2 separate regions of the Mus musculus genome follow, and region 1 is linked to region 2. The links are chromatin contacts, found by Hi-C in ENCODE. All regions are on one chromosome and are shown on one strand. The core of a region is the stretch at or near the end of the contact, and the rest is flanking DNA. Distances in the headings are between cores, read along the strand shown. Region 1 holds the start of BC051665 (cDNA sequence BC051665). Region 2 overlaps Dapk1 (death associated protein kinase 1).

The links. Hi-C counts contacts between places; a loop is a spot of excess contacts on that map.
Region 1: a map of v-Abl transformed pro-B cells shows a loop between it and region 2 (2.1-fold over the local background). The contact joins the promoter of BC051665 here to the enhancer-like site in region 2. A Hi-C loop is called at or near these places in 1 of 37 maps with a recorded cell type or tissue (v-Abl transformed pro-B cells).

Annotation. Positions count from the first base shown.
Region 1 is chr13:60,784,635-60,788,815 of GRCm38, reverse strand. It overlaps BC051665 (cDNA sequence BC051665), which reads left to right and starts at 2,452. Exons shown (of 8, transcript NM_199148.2): 1 at 2,452-2,527; 2 at 3,660-3,796; 3 at 4,073-4,181. The coding sequence starts at 3,671.
Region 2 is chr13:60,728,194-60,732,576 of GRCm38, reverse strand. Dapk1 (death associated protein kinase 1) reads right to left here. Exons shown (of 26, transcript NM_029653.3): 15 at 4,051-4,149; 16 at 3,003-3,200; 17 at 1,555-1,752. Among named protein-coding and RNA genes, the nearest start is that of Gm35540, 44 kb to the right of the region's middle. Within about 2 kb of position 3,127, at least 1 of the 3 ENCODE cell types and tissues checked has a DNase peak (open chromatin) inside an H3K27ac peak, as active enhancers do.

The sequences.
Region 1 (4,181 bases), core at 1,203-3,702, 57 kb before region 2:
TTAAATAATACTATCAACACTGGGAGAAAACCCATCCACCCAAGTGTCTAAGACATTTGAATGTTATTTATCTGGAAATTATTTAAAACTCCAAATTTAAAAAAAGAAAAGAACTAACAAAGAAAGTAAAAATCCCATGTTGTCAGGAGGCTCAGTGGGTACAAATGTCTGTGTCCACTTGTGTGCTGAGGTCAGGATCTCAGAACACACATGCTTGTAGGAAACAGCCTATTGCCACAAATTTACTCAGGTGATACAGTGTGTGTATGAGAGAGAGAGAGAGAAAGAGAGAGAGAGAGAGAGAGAGAGAGAGAGAGAGAGAGAGAGAGAGAGAGAGGAAATTTTCAAACTCTTAAAACTCACCAAATAACAAAATAAACTAATAAAGAACTACTGGAGCCAGGCTGTGGTGGCACACACCTTTAATCCCAGAACTTGGGAGGCAGAGGCAGGTGGATTTCTGAGTTCAAGGCCAGCCTGGTCTACAGAGTGAGTTCCAGGACAGCCAGGGCTATACAGAGAAACCCTGTCTCAAAAAAAACAAAACAAAACAACTATTGGAGACTTTCTTATGAATAAGAGAGCAATGAGAATTGAGACAGTAGAAAATTCCTCATAGCACTGATTCTTGAGAAACACAGCTCAGACCTGCTACACACAGTTGGGGAAGAGGGTCTTCAAAAGGGAAAACAGGAAATACCATGTGTCAGGAAAGAGTCTGAAATCTGCACCCTTGGGTGTGGTTGGTGGTAAAATTCACTGGTGCCTGCTCTGTGGAAACTCTGAGGGAACTAAAGTAGAGAATTATATGCCCATCATCTGGCCTCCTGAATGTGTACCCAAAAGGATTAAAAGCAAAGGTTGAAAATACATGTGTCATTTGGTGGAGCCTCTGTTGCTAGCTAGAGGAAGGTATAAAGGGAGCCAAAGGCCTAGCAAGGGCTAAGCCTGAGATCTCCATATGGAGGAATAGCTCAACTCCAGAAAGTATGGAGACTGACGTGTGCTGTGCAGAGTGATCATGTTGTAATGATCACATATCTTTATACAGTTGGAATAGCAATCTACTTTCAACGTGGTTGAGGTGTAGAGGCAGATACAAGCTTTCTGCCTGTAGAAGGCCTCAAAATCAAACACAGAAAACTGAGTGGTAGGTTCAGGACTTGGGAAAGAGGATAGATACTTAATGAGAACTCAGTTTAGAAATACAAATACTAGAATCTGGACAACTATGGTGCTGACAGTTGCAAGACCATGTGTATGTCGCTAATTCCATAGACGTTCTGCTGAAAGGTCCATTTCCACGTTAGGCCTATTTCATCACAATAAAAAAAGCTATAAGGCTGATTTTGTTTTAAGTAGATGATCAATGGAATCTTAAGTAGACACAAGTATAATAATAAAAATGGCATAGGACTCCATGTTTCAATCAAAGAACTTGAAATATGATTAGCAAAGGTTGTTCAGGAAAGGCAATGGCAGTACTTCACTAAAAGACAGTTTTCTACAATGTCAGTAATAAGTATTGAGGACAGTTGTGGTTTATTTCCCTTAACTGCATAATGACCAGAGCTACCTGCACATTATAGATTTGCACGTTTCCTTCACCTAAAATGTGTCCAAACCCTATTCACTTCTACCTTGGTCACTGTGGAAGTAACACCCCTAAAGTCAACCCTAAGGCAACAATGAAAATAAAACAAACAAACAAAAAAATTCTGTAAGCTCAGAGGTGCTAACCAAACCAGATTCCAAAAACTTTCCCTGTTCTCCACCTAGGTTTGTGTAAATTCCTCACAATGTTTGCTGAAGCTGAAGAGAACGAAGTGAGCAGTCAGGATGAGGTGACTTACAAGTGCTCTGCAGTCTCAGGACACCCCAATCCCAGTCCAACATTGGGGTGACTGTGATCATCTCCTCCCTGTTTGGGGATAGTCTGCCTCTAAAGATTCTAAGAAGCCCAGTTTTCTTCTTGCTGGCATTGGGGAAAAGGGCCCAGAGTCTGTAACTTCCAGGAGATCCAGCTTAGATGTGCCTTAAAGAGGAAACACTGGGCTAGGATATAATTGCTCATGGGGAAGGAGTGGCAAGGATTTTAACAAAAATCTCTACTTCTATGGGAAAAGCAAACATAGTTAGCTAGAATTTTCTGTCCTAAGCCAGTGCCAAGCCCTCTGTGAGAATACTTTCTCAGCTAATGTCATGAGACTCACACAATCTACTTTCCTAAACAGGGACCCACTGCTCCCTTCCCCACAATCCACCAAGGCAACCTACACCCAATGCCCCAGGTCAGAATGAGAATTAGAGTCAGTATGTGCCTGCAGTCCCACAGCCTGGAGGTGCAGTCCAATTGCCCACCTAAACCAATTCCAGGGAGGAGCAATTGGGCAAGGACACTGTCCTGGAGCCACAGCTTGGGATATAAAGTCTGGATCCACATGCAGCTGTGTCACAGCCTGGGACCTCAGCAACCTCTGAAGACCTGAGACTCTGAAGCCCACCTGCCCAGCTATGTACATCCCAGGTGAGCCCCCATAGCTCTATCAAGACATGCTTGATACTAACACTGGAGGAGCACCCTAGAGAGATTCTTTGTAGCACCATTCAGCTCCCTCAAGAATGAGAGTACCAACTTTGTCTTAGCAGAACTAGTATGGGGATGCAGAGATGGCTTGGTAAGGATGCCAGGAGGTCACCCGACTGTTCAGAAGTCCAAGTGTGTGAAAAGTATCAATAATGCAAAATCAGGAAAACTGGTTCCTCTGAGTGAGCAGAAGCTAGTGGTCTACCTCTGGTCCCGTGGGCACAGGAAGTACCAGTTTGTCCCTTTATATAAGCTGCCAAAACAGATGATCATTCTCATGTAGAAGTGGTCAGGGACAGTCCCTTTGTCTCATCCCCCATGTGCCCAAGGAGTAGCATGTGGCACAATTGGCATGGCTCTTTCTGGATTGTCCCACGCAAAACTTTTTAAAGCCTAAGTCTGGAATTGTTCTCCTCATTTCTCGCTTAAATTGGTAGCTATGCCATCCTGTACTCAGCCATAGGACACTCCCCATTGAAACAGGAAAGTAGGATTCTGAAGGCACATCCCAGTTGTGGAGCAGATTCCCAACTGAAATTCTTCCAAGGTTCTAGAGGCAACATTCCAGAAAGATTTCAGGAAAGAGAGAGAGAGAGAGAGAGAGAGAGAGAGAGAGAGAGAGAGAGAGAGCAGAGGCATATTCTGTCTCTTAGTGTACACAATCCAAGAAAAAGATGTCTTGTGATCACCCCGCCAAGTCTTGCAGATCTCTTTGTACTGGGGGATCACATTGCGTACATATGAAACATGAATATCAATGGAATAAACCCGGATAAACTCTGAATACTTAAGAAGTTAGTTGTTGCTTGAAATTTCTGAACCACGGGTGGATCCAAACCCTGTGCTGAGCTAAGTGCACAGTTCACACATCATCTAAATTCTGGAGCCCTCCACAGCTGCTCTTCATTCTGTTTGACTTCTGACATTTTTTTTTGAAGGTGTGCTACAAGCCAATGTCATTCTTAGCCATGTCAACAAACACTGAAAGATGGTGAACTTAACAACTTATGTCAAAATAAGAGTTTATTGAAGAATTTCCATGACTAGAATCTCATTTCTTCACAATCTCTAGGGTTTGGAAGTATGACTCCAGTTTTCCTCCTGGCCACCCTGTGCTTAGGGGTGGTCTCAGCTGCTCCAGCACACGATCCCAGTTTGGATGCTGTATGGGAGGAATGGAAGACAAAACACAGGAAAACATACAACATGGTTGGTACCAGGGACAAGTCCAGGGGCAACACAGAGACAGTGGTCCTTGCTGTGGCAAGATTAGACTTCATATTGTGGAAGCACTTCCTCCCAGGCATGACCACATGGCAGGCTTTATGAACACTGGTGGCAAACCACCTTGGTGCCACAGGGCCTGGGTTATGGCTTCCAGAGGTGGACAGATACCCTTGGTTCTTGTTGGCTGTAGCAGCAGGCCCACTGAGGGAACTAATGCTGGGTTTGAAGTAGAAAGACCACACACTGTATCTCTTCCAGAATGAAGAAGCACAGAAGAGAGCAGTGTGGGAGAATAACATGAAGATGATCGGCCTGCACAACGAGGACTATCTGAAGGGGAAGCATGGCTTCAACTTGGAGATGAACG
Region 2 (4,383 bases), core at 1,878-4,377:
TGGTGTAGCCCAAATGCTGCGTGCAGGCTGCCCACTGTGCCTCCAGAGCGAGATCTGAAGGTGGATTAATGAGCACCCATTCGTTGAGGCCACTTTTAAGCCACTGAGGGAATCCTACCTCCTCTTAAGCCACGTACATAATTATCTTGGCGTGGTTCGATAAGGATAAATCAAGACAGCAAGAAGCAGCTACAGCTCAGAGTCAGGGTGTCTCTCTCCTTCATAGGGGCCCAGAGTCTGAGGACTACCAATTTCAGTGTCCACCACAATTAACCATCCAATATGCAGGAGGCCTAGCAAGACAGCTCTCCAGATCTTTCATATGTTAACTATTTTACCTCAAACAAATCATCATAAAACCGTACAGCACCATATACACCATCTATAAACGGATATTCCCCACAGTTAGATAGAACCCCTCTCAGTGTCCTTTTGAACGTGACCTTAAGAAGAGTGTGCCCGCCTTTCATGCAGTTACACACTGAAACTACACAAATATTTAACTCTTATTATTGTACCGAAAATCTGGACGGGATTCAGCGAAATGCAGGTGACAGTCTAGAAATCTGCACCAGGGCTTTTTAATGGGCTGAGAAAATACAATTTATTTTCATCTCTTTATTAATTATAAGGTGACAATATTCCCTTGGTTTTACCAAACTTGCTTGGTGTGCATTCATGCATACATACACAAACATGTTTAGAAACTTTTGCCCATAGACAGCTCAAAAGGGACAGGTAAGACAGCCTGTGCTCCAGAGATTCTTGGTTAAATTACAGGGTCAAGAGTATATACTAGAGCTGGTAAGATGGCTCAGCGGGTAAGAGCACTGACTGCTCTTCCAGAGGTCCTGAGTTCAAATCCCAGCAACCATATGGAGGCTCACAACCACCTGAAATGAGATCTGATGCCCTCTTCTGGTGTGTCCGAAGACAGCTACAGTGTACTTATTTATAATAATAAATAAATCTTTGGGCCAGAGTGGCAGGAACTGAGCAAGTGGAGTCAATCAGAGTGAGTGTGGGGTTGACAGGAGCCAGGAGAAGTTCTTAATTCAATTCCCAACAACCACATGAAGGCTCACAACCATCTGTACAGCTTCAGTGAACTCATATGCAGAGAATAAATAAAATTTTTTTTAAAAAAAGAGTATACACTGAAGACACTGTCCTTCAGAAGGAAGCTGACATTTGTACTGTGAGCTCTTGAAAACACAAGCACACAAGTATGTATGTGTGTACATCCCCAGGTGACCCTGAGCCCTGCATTTGCTAACACATGCATGTGCACACACTCACTCATTCTCCAAGCACCACAGTGGGAAGCCAGAATCTGCACAAAGTGCATGCCAATGTCTCTGTGTTCTAACGTCAGTGTAGGAGATTACTCAACAGGCACACAGCCCAAAATGTCACTGTCCTCTGGACATCCAGTGCATGCGAGTGGCAGTAACCCTCCCCTATGTTGGAATAATAATAAAACCATGGCAAGAACCCAACAAAAGTGTCTGGCCGGCTGGGTGGGAGCCTGGGGATCCTACCCTCTACATGTACCTTGTTTGAGATGTCCAGATTGCAGCTGGCTTCACAGAGGGCCACCACGATAGGTGCGCTTCCATCTTTGCAGGCCACGTGCAGGGGTGTGTTGCCATGCCTGTCCTGGAAATCCACAAAGGACCCATGGCCAAGGAGGGTCTTGATGACTTCCATCTGACAACGCCTCACAGCAAGATGAAGAGCGATGTGTCCATCCTGGAACCAAACCCAGGCTCATGAGCATGTCTGGCTTAGAGCCTCAGCCTAATCTCTCCCCTGTATAAGAATTAGCTGTAAACAGAATGGCTCCTACACCACCCAAGAACTTCAAATGTCATTGCCTGGACTGGAAAAGGGTGGGGGCTTTATCCATTCCGTTCCGTATAATTGAAGCCTGGGCTGACCACTGTTGAATCATTTAGGCTCAGGCAATGTATCAGACAGAAAGGCTATACTCCTCTGTATCAGAACTGATAAAATGGTATGCCAATTGCCAGCAAACAGATCTGAAAACACTTTCAAAACATTTGCCCAGTAACACTTGCTAAATTCGTAAGTAGAGAAAGAACTATCAGAAACGACAGAGAAAGCAAGGAGAAATAATTTCCCCAAGGACTTCTGAATGCTCAGAAAGAAGATGTAGATTGCTTAACCTCTGAACAACATAGAACCCAGCCTGAGAATTAACAGCACCCCAAAAACTTAGGGGATAGCAGTGCTAAGTTATTATTGTACGGGAGTTGGAAGGGAAGCCGGTTGCATACTGCTGTCTAAGGACCCAGGCCAGCAGAGCTTTCCACCAGACCTCTATTGTGTCTGTATGAGCTTCTCTACTCCGCATGCCTGACACTGGGGCTTGTGACTGTCTAACAGTAACATTAGCTCTACCTACCAGGTGCCAGGAGCAAATACCCAACCCATCCATGGCAAACAAAACATTGTCTCCAGAGAACCACACAGGGTTCCAAGACACCATTCTACAAAAGGTCGTTGCTACGTAAGCTACAGCATCTCCAGTCTAACTGTATATAGCACCATCACTGTGTTGGTTTAAGTTCAGATTCAAACAGATTGTGTTGGAATTGCTTAGGTAATTAGGGAACACCTGGTCGAGAAGTACAATTATAAAACAAATAATAGTGGTTTATTGTCTTTTTACAAAAGAGGAGGTGGCAAAATAAATGCCTGCTTCTACCTGTGTCTAAAACCGACATGGTCCCTGCTCTAAAACTAAACAGGTCAAAACACGGACCAAAGAGGCCTGTTCAATCAGAAACTTAGTTGCATGCTAAAAAGACTCTAAAAAACTCCAAAGAACACTTTTGGAACCAAAGAATGGAAGAATGATCAACAGAATACTTAGTTCATGTTTGTTATCTCAAGGAGACAAGTAGGCAAGTCTCATGGTCCCTCCAGCTCGACAGATCACTTCACAGAAAGAGCCAAGCATTTCCCCCATAAAGCACCTTGTCAGAAGCATTCAAGTCAGCTCCATGTTCAGCCAGACACTCCACAATGTCATGATAGCCCCTGGCAGACGCCGTCAGCAATGGGGTCTCTCCCTCCCGATTCTTGATATTCACGTTGCAGCCAACTTCACAAAGAGCTTTAGCCACGGAGTAATAGCCATGCCAGGCAGCACAGTGCAGGGGGGTTTCCTCTTCCTGGCCAAGGTCACGAGTGCAGGGGAAGAAAACGCAGACAAGAAAGTCAAGGCCATGGAAGCAGAGATTGCAGCCAGTGTGGCAAGAAATTAACCTGAGATAACTCCACCATCAGGATCCGATGCCTTTAAGTGGCAGACCCAGTCCCTTCCCTGGTCAGTCTGTGACCTCAACCAGAATGCTAAGTGAACTCTGTTTTCTCAATATATCACAGACCTCACTACTGGGGCCTCTGGACTGAGAACAGCTTTTGGCAAAATTGCCTTTGTCTGTCTGAAACTCTTCCTGGCCAGAAGCAGCCCTCTGAGCAAGAATTTTTCTAGCAGTTTCTGTGCTTTGATTCTGCCAGGTATGAGTCAGAAGAGCACACTGTGAGACAGCTATCTTGATGATCCTTCTGTAACTAGTCCAGGAAGAGTTGGCCTGAAGGCTCATGGGGACTGGGAAGTTGGCACCTCTGTCAGCATCATCAAACACACATCTGTCTTCAGGGTTCCAGAAGAGAGTAGTACTTATAAATGGAAATTCTAAACCCAAGACTGGGTAAGATGCAATCCCTGGTCCCACCACAGACAGCTTAAGCAAGCCGTGGAATTTTCCTGTGTGGGTTCCGTCATTTGTAGAGCAAGGGTGCTGATAACAGCGATACGCCTCACAGGGCTGTTCTGGGGATTAAACGGGTGAATGAAGGGAAGCTGGTTGCATATTGCTGTCTAAGGACCTGCGCTCTGCAATGGATGACAAGAAACCTAAGTGGAGAGGCCTTCCTTATGAGTCACCTGGGTCACCTGGCTGCTGTACAGGGAGGCCTGGGGACAAGGAACTGAGCACGTCTGTTCCCATGACCTACCTTGTCCTGGAAATCAGGATTAGAGCCAAAACTGCACAGTAGTTGAACCACATCTGCATGGCCATAGCGGGCTGCCACGTGAAGAGCTGTCTCTCCAGACTGCAAAAGAAATGGACCCATGATCTAAAGACCAGAATTCAAAACCACTTCTGAGATCAAGAGCACTGTCCCATGCCTTCCTTTGGTGGCACCTTCACACCTTCCCTCAAGCCATTTGCTCCCAAGAGACTAAGGGCAGGACAGGGGGTCAGGCAGCAACTAGGCAGCTGGTATGTAATCCTCGCACCTGGCTCATCTTGTTATGGAAAACAATGCAGTGAGAATATGTTCCCT